3 separate regions of the Homo sapiens genome follow, and regions 1 and 2 are each linked to region 3. A link is an interaction called in ENCODE POLR2A ChIA-PET data of the cell type or tissue named here. Cell type or tissue: MCF 10A. All regions are shown on one strand. Region 1 has its middle 40 kb from the start of LINC01745. Region 2 has its middle 13 kb from the start of NTPCR. Region 3 overlaps LOC101927711 (a long non-coding RNA gene).

Evidence for each region. ChIA-PET counts read pairs that join two places held together with the same protein. Peaks named below come from ENCODE experiments on the same cell type or tissue, not always from the same donor. Only the 100,000 strongest peaks of a DNase experiment are listed, where the experiment ranks them.
Region 1: POLR2A ChIA-PET joins it to region 3 with 8 read pairs; 4 of 35 experiments call an interaction of 5 or more read pairs at or near these places.
Region 2: POLR2A ChIA-PET joins it to region 3 with 5 read pairs; 1 of 35 experiments calls an interaction of 5 or more read pairs at or near these places.

The regions. Positions count from the first base shown.
Region 1 is chr1:232,676,215-232,680,214 of GRCh38, reverse strand. No RefSeq gene overlaps it. Among named protein-coding and RNA genes, the nearest start is that of LINC01745, 40 kb to the left of the region's middle. In MCF 10A, no CTCF peak of the experiment used is centred here; a DNase peak (open chromatin) is centred at 1,554.
Region 2 is chr1:232,935,641-232,939,640 of GRCh38, reverse strand. No RefSeq gene overlaps it. Among named protein-coding and RNA genes, the nearest start is that of NTPCR, 13 kb to the left of the region's middle. In MCF 10A, no CTCF peak of the experiment used is centred here; a DNase peak (open chromatin) is centred at 1,710.
Region 3 is chr1:232,867,488-232,871,487 of GRCh38, reverse strand. All of the region lies in intron 4 of LOC101927711 (a long non-coding RNA gene), which reads right to left. Among named protein-coding and RNA genes, the nearest start is that of MAP10, 64 kb to the right of the region's middle. In MCF 10A, no CTCF peak of the experiment used is centred here; a DNase peak (open chromatin) is centred at 2,347.

The DNA of each region.
Region 1 (4,000 bases), 190 kb after region 3:
TTTCTCTGCCTTGAATGCATTTTATTCTTCCTCCTATTACTCCCCATCCTGGCAAAAACAAAAATAAATACTAACCAAACCAAAAAGAAAACTATTACCGTCCTTCAAAGCTTTCACCAAAGGACACAAAACCTTCCGTGATGACCCCAGCCAAATTAGTTACTAACCACCTTCCTCGGCAATCTTAGTATCTTTTTTGAGCCTTTGGTTGTAACATCTCCTGGCACTTACTCCGGGGTCTTAGTTGTTCGTGTTCATTTCTCAGCTCCATAGCTAGATTGCAGCTCACCCGAAAATGAGTTTTTCTTTTCATCTTTTTATTCCCTTAAGTGCCTAGCACAGTTGGTGTTCCATAAATATTTATTGTATTAAAGTGAAGAATGCTACAAAGTTACCATTAGAAAGGAGGCATAAGTTCTGGTGATCTATTATTGTACAGTAGGAAGCCGTGGGTTACAAAAGAGCTAGAAGAGAGGCTTTTGAATGTTCTTACTACGAATAAATGATAAATGCATGAGGTGATGGATATTTGGTCATTATTTAACATATATATATGTATGGAAACATCACGTTGTACCCCATAAATATGTACAATTAAAATGTGTCAATAAAAATAAAAATAAACAATAAAATACAAAATGGAAGGATAGCAAGGCCTTCCAGAGTGAAGACTTTGGAAGGACAATGCTGAATTGAACCTGAGTTGCGTGGCCTTTGTTTAAATCTATCCTCATCTGTACAACCGTGGGTGCTATTACCATATTGCTGACTTATTAATGCACTTCTAGCTTCTGGTTATCCCACGCCTGTTTCAAAGAGTCTTTAGTATTGTAATGATTTCACATACTGGATTAAATTAACAGAGATATGAAGCCACTTCCTTTAAAACGCCTAAATGAGGCCGGGCGCGGTGGCTCACGCCTGTAATCTCAGCACTTTGAGAGGCCGAGGCGGACGGATCACGAGGTCTCAGGAGATTGACCATCCTGGCTAACATGGTGAAACCCTGTCCGTACTAAAAATACAAGAATTTACCCAGCCTGGTGGCACGGGCCTGTAGTCCCAGCTACTCGGGAGGCTGTGGCAGGAGTATCGCTTGAACCCGGGAGGCAGAAGCTGCAGTGAGTTGAGATTGCACCATTGCACTCCAGCCTGGGTGACGGAGCGAGACTTTGTCCCCCCAAAAAAGAAAAAAAAAAAGACTAAATGAGAGGCTGGCAGAACCGGAAACCCAGGGCCCCTGACTCTGAGCTCTCTGAGCTCCCCATCTCTAACCCAGCCTCTAACAACTGCAGCCACTACAGCAGCAATAATGCCCTACACTTCTGTGGCACCTTCTTCCCTAGGCTTTCATGGAATTCTATAAGCAGTAATGAATGCGGTTTAGACTGTACACTCCATTGTATACCCTGGCCATCAATTAATTAGTTAATTGCCAAGCTAGGAAGGCATGCTTTGTGTATAATTTTATGAGGGCACGTACCAGGGTGACTCATATTTGCAGGTCTACTCAGAGGTACACACATGCTGTGGCAACAGAAACCATCCCACAGCCAGCAAGGCTTCCAGGGACCTCTGAGGCAGGTGCTGTTTATTATAAACTTCCCACTTTACAGTGGGCGGAATGAATCACCAAAAGGCCGAGGAGCTTTTCCAAGGTGTGAGGAGATTGGTCTCAAACTTTGTTTGAAGGCTGTTCTGTTTGTTCAAATGTGTTTCAAAGTGTTCAGAGGAAAGGGTTCGTCCTCTTCAAACAACCCGTGTTAACAGAAAACTAAACCGTAAAGTCCTACTAGAACTTGACACTGAACACTGACATGGGAGGTGGAGAGGGCAGAGGTTTGAGAGGCCGCCTGTGTCCCAGTTGAGTCTGGTCTGCAGAAAGGAAGCTAGCTGGTGACTCCATGTTCTGAGGAAGTTTTGATTGAGGGGTGTGGACAGTAAGCTCTGAACTTTTTAAAAAAAGATCTTTTGGTTTTGCTTTTAATGGGCAGATAAGTATTAGATATATTAACTGTGTACAACGTGATGTTTTGATATGTGTATACATTGTAAAATGATTACCACAAACCAACTAATTAACCTATCCATCACCTCACACAGTTTTTGTTTTGTTTGGAGATGAGAAAACTTAAGGTCTGCTCTCTTAACAAATTTACAATATGCAATAAAGAACTGTTAACTATGGTCCTGTAATCACCCATTAGCTCCCCAGAATTTATTAATTAATACACTAGATCCCTAGAATTTATTAATCACAACTGAAAGTTTGTACCCTTTGACCAATATCTTATCCCACCCACCCAGCAACTAGCATTCTAATTTTACTCTTGCTTCTGTTAATTGAATTTTTAAATATTTCACACACAAATGAGATCGTGTGGCGTTTGTCTTTCTGTGTCTGGCTTATTTTACTTAGTATAATGCGCTCCAGCTTCATTCATGTTGTGGCAAATGGCAGGATTTCCTTTTTATGGCTGAATAATATTCCTTTATATACACACACCAAAAATTTCTTTATCCATTCATTCATCAACAGACACTCAGGTTGTTAGCATGTCTTTGCTATTGTGAATAATGTTTCAATAAACATGGGAGTATAGATATCTCTTCAAGATACTGATTTCATTTCCTTCAGATACATACCCAGAAGTGGGATTGCTGGATTTAAAAATGGGCAAAGGACTTTAATAGACATTTCTCTAAAGAAAACATACTCACGGCCGACAGGTGCATGAAAAGCTGCTCAGCTTCACTAATCATCAGGAAAATGCAAATATAAACCACAATGAGATATCACCTCACATCTGTTGGGATGGCTATTATCAAAAAGATAAGAGAGAAGAAGTGTTGGTGAGGGTGTGGGCACATGGGAACCTTGCACACTGTTGGTGGGAATGTAAATTGGTACAGCCATTCTGGAACAGTATGTGGGTTCCTCAAAAAATCACAAAGAGAACTGCCATATGATCCTAGTCTGCCTTTAACAGAATGTAAACCAAGAGTGTCTGGTGGGCTCCAGAACTAACTGGCAAGGCCAAGAGGCAAAGCTTTGCCTGCAGGTGCCTTTCAGTGCAGGATTGTGTTAAATGCAGTAAGCACGCTGGGGAAGGCTCTTATGGGCAGGTGGTGCCAATGGGAACCTGGAGTCTTTGGAGTGAAAATCAGGGGTGAGGGTGGGGTGAATGGAAATCTCAGTAGGGCATTTTGCACATTTATGCATTTATCCTGCACTCACATTAGCGGGTACTGCATCAAGATTTTAATGTATTTCATATTGAGTGTTTTAGTGCTAAATATTTAGAGAAACAGTTTACATTTAAAAATGTCATAACATGCAATTACAAATGCCCTAAGATCTTACTGAGTCCTCAGTTATTGTCTCTAGTTCTTGAAGGCCTACTGCCTACAGTCCTTATTCAATTAACTTTATTTTACTTCATTTTTTAACCACACAGAAACTTTCTAAACTCTTTACTCTTCTGGGTCACATTTCTGAACCAAAGGGGGACATCACTATGGTGAAGACAGTGTACTCTATCCTCCTAAGCTCCGTACATCCTATATCTCATGGTATTAATATCTTACCATATCAGAGCATATAAAGTATCAGACTCCTACCCAGGTTGTGGCTACCGTGGTTAGCAGGCCTGGGTTAAGCATCATGATCATCACTAAGAACTTCTTCCATGTTGACCCTGAGCCATCAACCAATGCTTTCTGGAGATGACTGTTGAATATTCAGCCAGCTGTGACTCTACCTAAGAGAACTCATGTGGCTTATGTGTCACCATTTTATCCATAAAAACACCAAGAGGGGCTTAAGTTGGCATGATACATTCTTAGTAAATCTGAGCTGTCATCAATAATTTTATAAATGTTGACAAACCATCTGCCTAATAACCTGTTGTGTCATTTTCCAATATATTTTCATAGTTTGAGCAAGCTTGGCTTCAGGGCTGTAACCAAGAACCCCATTTTCTTTAAAAAAAATGAATTA
Region 2 (4,000 bases), 68 kb before region 3:
TTGTATAGCATAAGGAATTTGCCTAAGGACAGGATTTATGGTAAATATGTGTTTACAGTAACATCAAGGTTGTTTTGACCTAAGAGCAGCATTCACAGTAAGTAGGTGGAAGTAGAAACCTTTTTTTTTTTTTTTTTTTGAGACGGAGTTTCGCTCTGTCGCCCAGGCTGGAGTGCAGTGGCGTGATCTCGGCTCACTGCAAGCTCTGCCTCCCGGGTTCACACCATTCTCCTGCCTCAGCCTCCCGAGTAGCTGGGACTACAGGCACCCGCCACCACGCCCGGCTAATTTTTTGTATTTTTAGTAGAGACGGGGTTTCACCGTGTTAGCCGGGATGGTCTCGATCTCCTGACCTTGTGATCCGCCCGCTTCCGCCTCCCAAAGTGCTGGGATTACAGGCTTGAGCCACCGCGCCCGGCAGGAAGTAGAAATCTTAGAGGTATTCCTGGAATGAGTGTTAATCAGAAGTCAACATGGCGGATGGATGAACATCCAAGATGGAGCTGCTTTTGCCTCCACACCAAGCGTCCTGTAGCCTCCTGAACTTCTAGTTCATTTCACTTATGATTGTAATTGAATGATGAGTTGTTTAAATTTATTTAATGACTTCCACTTCTGCTAAAATGAAAAAACCTTCATGAGAGAGGAACTAAATGAGGTTTATTCACTACTCAATTCCCAGTATCTAGATGTTCAATTAATGCTTGCTAATTAAATGAATTTCTAAACTCCGTAGTTCATTTTTCAGTGGAACATTTTTGAACTCCTCCTTTGTGTTAAAGGTCTTTGGGGGAAAAAATTACAAACGTATAGTAGCAGTCTACTGCACACACTAGCACTCTGAACAGATAGAATTGCAGTGTCAACAATCATACCGATCACCTCTAGTAAGTACAGAGTGCTTATTAGGCATTTTTGGGTAATAAAAGACGTATACAACAGGGTCTTTGCCCTAAAAATACTTATAATCTAATTTTAAAAACACATCAATGCACATAACACAATTAGTTAATGATACAAGTAAAATCTGTATAAAAATCAACACTATGGATACCTCACACCCACTAGGGTGGCTACTATCAAAACAAACAAACAAAACCCAGAAAATAACAAGTGTTGATGAGGATACGGAGCAATTAGGACCCTTGTGCACTGAGTTAGATCTGCTTAAGGTTCATACATTGCAAGTTGGTGATGCATTTTGTATCCCGTTAATATAAAAGACCTCCTTCATCTGATCTTTTTTCCTTAGTTTCTTTGTTAAAGAAACCAGTGGTTTGTCCTGTACGGTTTTCACAGCAGATACGAACACACAGTTTTTGGTGTTTATATCACCACGGCATTGTTTAGCTTCTCCCTCTGTTCCTGTATTCCTTCTAAATTGACCCAGTGACCTGCTGGTGAGCCTAAGTGCTTGTTGCCTCTCCCTGATGTGTCGAGATACAAGTGAGGCTTGTAGAGTTTCATCATCCTCAAGTAGCAGCTTCTCCTTCTCTTATCATCATTATCAAAAAACTGAAAGTTTATCAGGCTCACTTCCTACATGCCACACACTGTGCTGAGCATGTACACATATTGTCTCATTCAACATTTCACAATAGTCTTATGAAATATCATAGTACAAATTTAACATTCATTTTAGCCGCCAAGCATCTAAACTCTTTCCTATGTTTGGGGAATTGCCCACCTTATGAATAGGAGACAGAGTTTGCCTCTTTCTGTGCCAGATAGCACATGTCCAGCCAGAGCAGAGAGACAAAGGGAGCCAAGTTCCTTGTAATTGTTTGAGCCACCGAATTACTCTCACCCAAAGCCAGCCCTGCCTCGGGGCATATGAAATTATAAAGTCTCAGTATCGTTAGAGTCCTTGGCAATCAGAAAAAAAGTCTAACTGATAGGATGGAAAGATGCTTATGAAATAATGTGGAGTACACGAAACAGCATAGGATATTACATGTGCAATGTAATTACAAGTGTATAAAAATAAAATTTAAAACAGCTGCATAAAATAATCAGAAAAAAGTCATCAGAAAGAGTAATGGTCATGTGGGTGAATTGTGGGAAAATGAGTTAAATTTCATCACAATACTTTTCTGTATGTAGTGTCTTCCAAATTATAAATAACATTTTTGAAAATATGCACATATACACCCCCACTTCTACGCACACACACACAAACACATTATGTTGTGGGATTCAGGCATGGCCAGGAATAAGGACACTCATGCCCTACACATGCATTGTATCGGGTGAAGGAAGGACATCTTCTGGCCTGTTCTAATGCATAACTTGATTTGATTTCATTTCCCTATGTGACTACCGAGTGCTTTGCTGAAATTCAAATGTATCGAGGCATCTTTAGATCCATTACCACTGCGGATCAGTAATTGCCCTGAAAATGGCTGTCACTAAAGAAAAGGCATAGCCATAACCCTTTATGTGGGCTCTGTGCACTGAATTGGGAAAGCAGCTGAAAGTCTGCGTGTGGCACAGGAGATGCTGGGTGAGCTGAGAGGAGACCTTCTCTCATGCACAGATGTGCATGCACGGACTGCACCACATCTGCAGCTCTGCTTAAGATGAGTCGAGGGGAGGAAAAGCTTCACTGCAAATACAGTTGACTGAAGTTCTGAAGAAAGCAAGGGAGCAAATCATGCAGTAAGCTGAGGGAACAGTATTCCCAACAGAAGGAATAGCAAATGCAAGGTCTTTGAGGTATATTTAAGGAATGGGAAGGAAGCTAGTATAGCTGGATCAGAGTGAGCTAAAGGAAGGGTAGTAGAAGAGGATTATAAAATATTGTGTAATTTTTTTAAAATTACCTTTAACAGTTTAAAATTTATTTTATTTTATTTATTTATTTATTTATTTTTAGATGGAGTCTTGCTCTGTTGCCCAGGCTGTAGTGCCATGGCGCCATCTCAGCTTACTGCAACCTCTGCCTCCCGTGTTCAAGCAATTCTCCTGCCTCAGCCTCCTGAATAGCTGGGATAATAGGTGCCCACCTCCATGCCTGGATGATTTTTGTATTTTTAATAGAGATGGGGTTTCACCATGTTGGCCAGGCTCCTCTTGAACTCCTGACCTCAAGTGATCCACCCACCTCACCTCCCAAAGTGCTGGTATTACAGGCGTGAGCCACCACCCTCGGCCCCAAATTAAAATTTAAAACAGAAATGGGATCCCATATAACTATGCTTTTCACAAAATGATTGCAACAATTATTCAAAATTTAATTTATAGCTTACTGAGTGCATTAGTCAGGGTTCTCCTGAGAAGCAGAACTGATAGGATGGGGAGAGAGAGAGAGAGAGATTTGCTTTAAGAAATTGGCCCACACAAAATCTGCAGAGTAGGCCGTTAGGCTAGATAATTTCTTCTTGAACGAGGAGGTAAGTCTTCATTCTATTCAGGCTTTCAACTGATTGAATGAAGCCTACCCGCATTATGAAGGGCAATCTGTTTTACTCAAAGTCCACCAATTTAAATGTGAATCTCATCCAAAAACACCCACACCGAAACTTTCAGGAAAACGTTTGGCTAAATATCTGAGCACCTTGGCCCAGCCAAGTTGACACATACAATTAACCATCACCATGAGTGATGTGATCTGGTAATGATTTCAAGTAGCTTGTTCTGAGTTAAAGTTGTATGATATCTGTCTTCATCTTCAGTTCCTGTCATTGTGTGATTGCTGTGATTGTGTGTTGGGAGAGCATTTGAGGTCAGAGCCAGATGGCCTTCCTACTCTCTCGTGTAAATGGCCCTTCACTCATTCACACATCCATGGACAGACACTCTCACTCACTCTCGCTGAGGGGCCTGCCCAGGCGAAGGAGCTTAGCCAATGCTCTGCCTCCGTGGCGTTGAAAAACCTCTCACTGCCACACGGGTTACTTCTCTGGCTCCTTCAAGTCCATTTCCTCTCTTAAGAAATTCTCTCTATTTAAAGATGACTCCACTAATAGTCTTGCCTTCTGTGCCAGATATACTTTGATCA
Region 3 (4,000 bases):
CCACGGCACCCAGTCCCATCGACCACCCAAGGGCTGAGGAACGCGAGCGCACGGCGCAGGACTGGCAGGCAGCTCCACCTGCAGCCCCGGTGCGGGATCCACTGGGTGAAGCCAGCTGGGCTCCTGACTCTGGTGAGGACGTGGAGAGTCTTTATATCTAGCTCAGGGATTGTAAATACACCAATCAGCACCCTGTGTTTAGCTCAAGGTTTGTGAATGCACCAATTGACACTCTGTATCTAGCTGCTCTGGTGGGGCCTTGGAGAACCTGTGTGTCGAAACTCTGTATCTAACTAATCTGATGGGGACATGGAGAATCTTCGTATCTAGCTCAGGGATTGTAAACACACCAATCAGCGCCCTGACAAAACAGGCCACTGGGCTCTACCAGTCAGCAGGATGTGGGTGGGGCCAGATAAGAGAATAAAAGCAGGCTGCCCGAGCCGGCATTGGCAACCCGCTCGGGTCCCCTTATACAATGTGGAAGCTTTGTTCTTTCGCTCTTTGCAATAAATCTTGCTACTGCTCGCTCTTTGGGTCCACGCTGCTTTTATGAGCTGTAACACTCACTGTGAAGATCTGCAGCTTCACTCCTGAGCCCAGTGAGACCACGAGCCCACCGGGAGGAACGAACAACTCCAGACACGCTGCCTTAAGAGCTGTAACACTCACCGCGAAGGTCTGCAGCTTCACTCCTGAGCCAGCGAGACCACGAAGCCACCAGAAGGAAGAAACTCCGAACACATCTGAACATCAGAAGGGACAGACTCCAGACGCGCCACCTTAAGAGCTGTTAACACTCACCGCGAGGGTCCGCGGCTTCATTCTTGAAGTCAGTGAGACCAAGAACCCACCAATTCCGGACACAGAAAGACATATGTCCTCTTTTAAGGCATTTCAATTGATTAAAATCCACCCAAGATAATCTCCCTAATTTAAAGTCAACTGATTAAGGACTTTATTTATATCTGTGAAGTCTCTTCACAGAAGCACCTAGGAGAAAGTGCGTGCATGCTACAGAATGCCTGCGTCTTCCCTTCCACCCTTTATGAGAGAGTATCTGGTATAGCCCACCCCTCTCACATACTGGGAAATTCTGGGGAATGTACCCTAGCCTAGCTGAATTGACAAACCACAAAGCCATCATAACAGCATAACACACACACACACACACACACACACACACACACACACACACCACAATGAAATAAGAAATAGCATAGGCAATGAGACAACCAAATAAATGGAGGCTAGAATAGATGAATATGTATGTGCACACATGTGCATTTGTGATCTAGTTTCCTCTGGCCCTTGATGGACCAGCGGTCCCCTCAGTCTGTGACTGAGATGAAGGACAGAAAGAAGTACTGCTGCTCTGGTCAGTCTCAAAAGACAAAAGATGCCCCCTGAATTCCAGCTTGACCATATGAGATCCTTGCTTCTAGGTAGCAGATGGTTGTCATTTTGTACAACAACAATCAATAAAATATATAGTCAACTATGTTGAAAATGTCCACAATGGTCCCACTGGGCATGGTCTGACCAACCAAGCATGAATTTTTTAAGAAAACTGAGTCTCTTTTTGGTTAGAGCATGTTCACTTTGGGCCAGGGGCAGTGGCTCATGCCTGTAATCCCAGCACTTTGGGAGGCCGAGGCGGGTGGATCACGAGGTCAGGAGTTCAAGACCAGCCTGGCCAAGATGGTGAAACCCCATCTCTACTAAAAATACCAAAATTAGCCAGGCATGATGGCAGGTGCCTATAATCCCAGCTACTCAGGAGGCTGAGGCAGAGAATTGCTTGAACCCGGGAGGCGGAGATTGCAGTAAGCCGAGATTGCACCACAGCACTCCAGCCTGGGCAACAGAGAGAGACTCTGTCTCAAAAAAAAGAAGAAAAAGAGCATGTTCACCTTGATTTTTCTGTCAGGCCAGGATTGGACTGTTTTTCTTCTGTTAATAGGACTCTGCTGTTGATACCAAGCGTTGTTGAAACTCAGCTCATGCTGAAACTCACATCTAAAGACCAACACTGGCTTTCAGGTATTTCATAGAGCATGGCTCCTATTGTGTGATTGAACACCACTGCATTCTTTGAATGAGTAATTCTATCAGGTCATGGATCTCAAATAAAACAGCCAAAAAAGGTGGGGGGTAGAGGAAAGAAACCATGGCTTCTTGGGATAATTATTTCTTTGCACGCATTGAGTATTCTTAGTGAGAAAGTGTGGTGGTCATTACTGCTATGCCTACTCTCGAGTTTTTGAAGCTCACCCTAACCTAATTAAGTGTCTGTTTGCCCTTAGGCCCGGCATGTTCACTAGATGAGGCAACAGCTGCAACACTGCCAGAAACCACGGGAAGGGCGAAATATTTGCTGGTTGCTGCTATTTGAAGCCTTGCCAGAATCAACAATGATGGTCTTAGGCATTATCAGCTCATTTTAAAAATGTATCCTGACAGATGCTGGTATGCTCCTCCTGAGAGGCACACATCAGTTCTCATGGCCCCCAAAGCAGTGGGATGGGGTTGTTCAAAAGTTCAAGTGGGAGAAGGTGTTGGAAACTGATCTATTCCAACTCAGTTAAACAGGGAAGTGTGGAGAGGTTGCATGTTTGGTCTTATTTGGGTAAAGTAGACAAAGCAATGCCCTCGGCCTTCAGTGTACACAGGTGACACCTGTAAGAATTCATTTAAATGCAGGTTTCTAGGGCACACCCAGAGATTTTGACTTAAGTTTTGGGGGACATAGGAACATACTTTTTTGTTTTTTTGAGACGGGGTCTCACTCTGTTGCCAACATCTGCCTTCCGGGTTCAAGTGATTCTCCTGCCTCAGCCTCCTGAGTAGCTAGGACTACAGGCGTGCGCCAGCTAATTTTTGTATTTTTAGTAGAGACGGGGTTTCTCCATGTTGTCCAGCATGGTCTCGATCTCTTGACCTCAGGATCCGCCTGCCTTGGCCTCCCAAAGTGCTGGGATTACAGGCGTGAGCCACTGCGCCCAGCCAGAATATACATTTTTATAAGTGTTTTACAATGTGATTCCAATGAAGGTGGTTTTAAGAGGCACTAGTGTAAAGAAGAGAGTTTAGAATCTTGAACAGAATCTCAAAAAGCTGTTTTAATTTTATATATAGTTTTAAAATTTAGCAAGAGGGGGCAGAACCCATTGAAGCAAGCTATAAAATCTCATTGAAAGGCACAAAACCAGAGCCAAAATGAACTGGGAAGTTTACCTCGTGCCCAATGGGAGAACTTACCATTGAAAAACAATCTCCCTTAATGAATTTGTATTTTGAAGGTAATCTCAATCGGAATGCCAATGCATTTGGTGTTTTCTGGAACTAGTTTGGAGGGGTGGGGAACATGCCTTACCAGATAAAACTATAATAACCCTAATCAAAATAGTAAGGGGTTGACAAAGAAATGGATGATTAGATCAATGAACTAGAACAGAAAGACAAGAAAGAATACCAAGAATATATAATCAATGTGACATTATTTGCAGTGAGAAAAAAGATGTTTAATTGTTTATCTGTCAGGAATAAAATACAGTAGATTTCAATTTCACTCCATGTGCAAAAACAAACCTAAGATAAATGAAAGATCTAAATGCAGCAATTGACCAATAAAAGTATCAGAAAATGTAGGCAAATATTTGTATAACCCTGGGATGAGTAAAACATTCTTACACATGACAGGAAATTCAAGATTTATAAAGAAAATATAGGACATATATAACTATATGAATTTAAAATATTCTGTATAATGAAAGATATCATAGATAATGCCAGAAATCAAATAGTAGGAAAAATTATTGAACACACATATGGCAACCAAACAGTTAATATTCTTCATAGTCAAAGCCTTCTAAATATTGATGCAAAAAGGACAAATAATGCAATAAAAAATTGGCAAACTTTAAAAAACTACTAGGTAAAATTTAAAATTTGTAATAATGTCTGTCACTGTTAAGGTTGTAGAAAAAATTAGTACCTG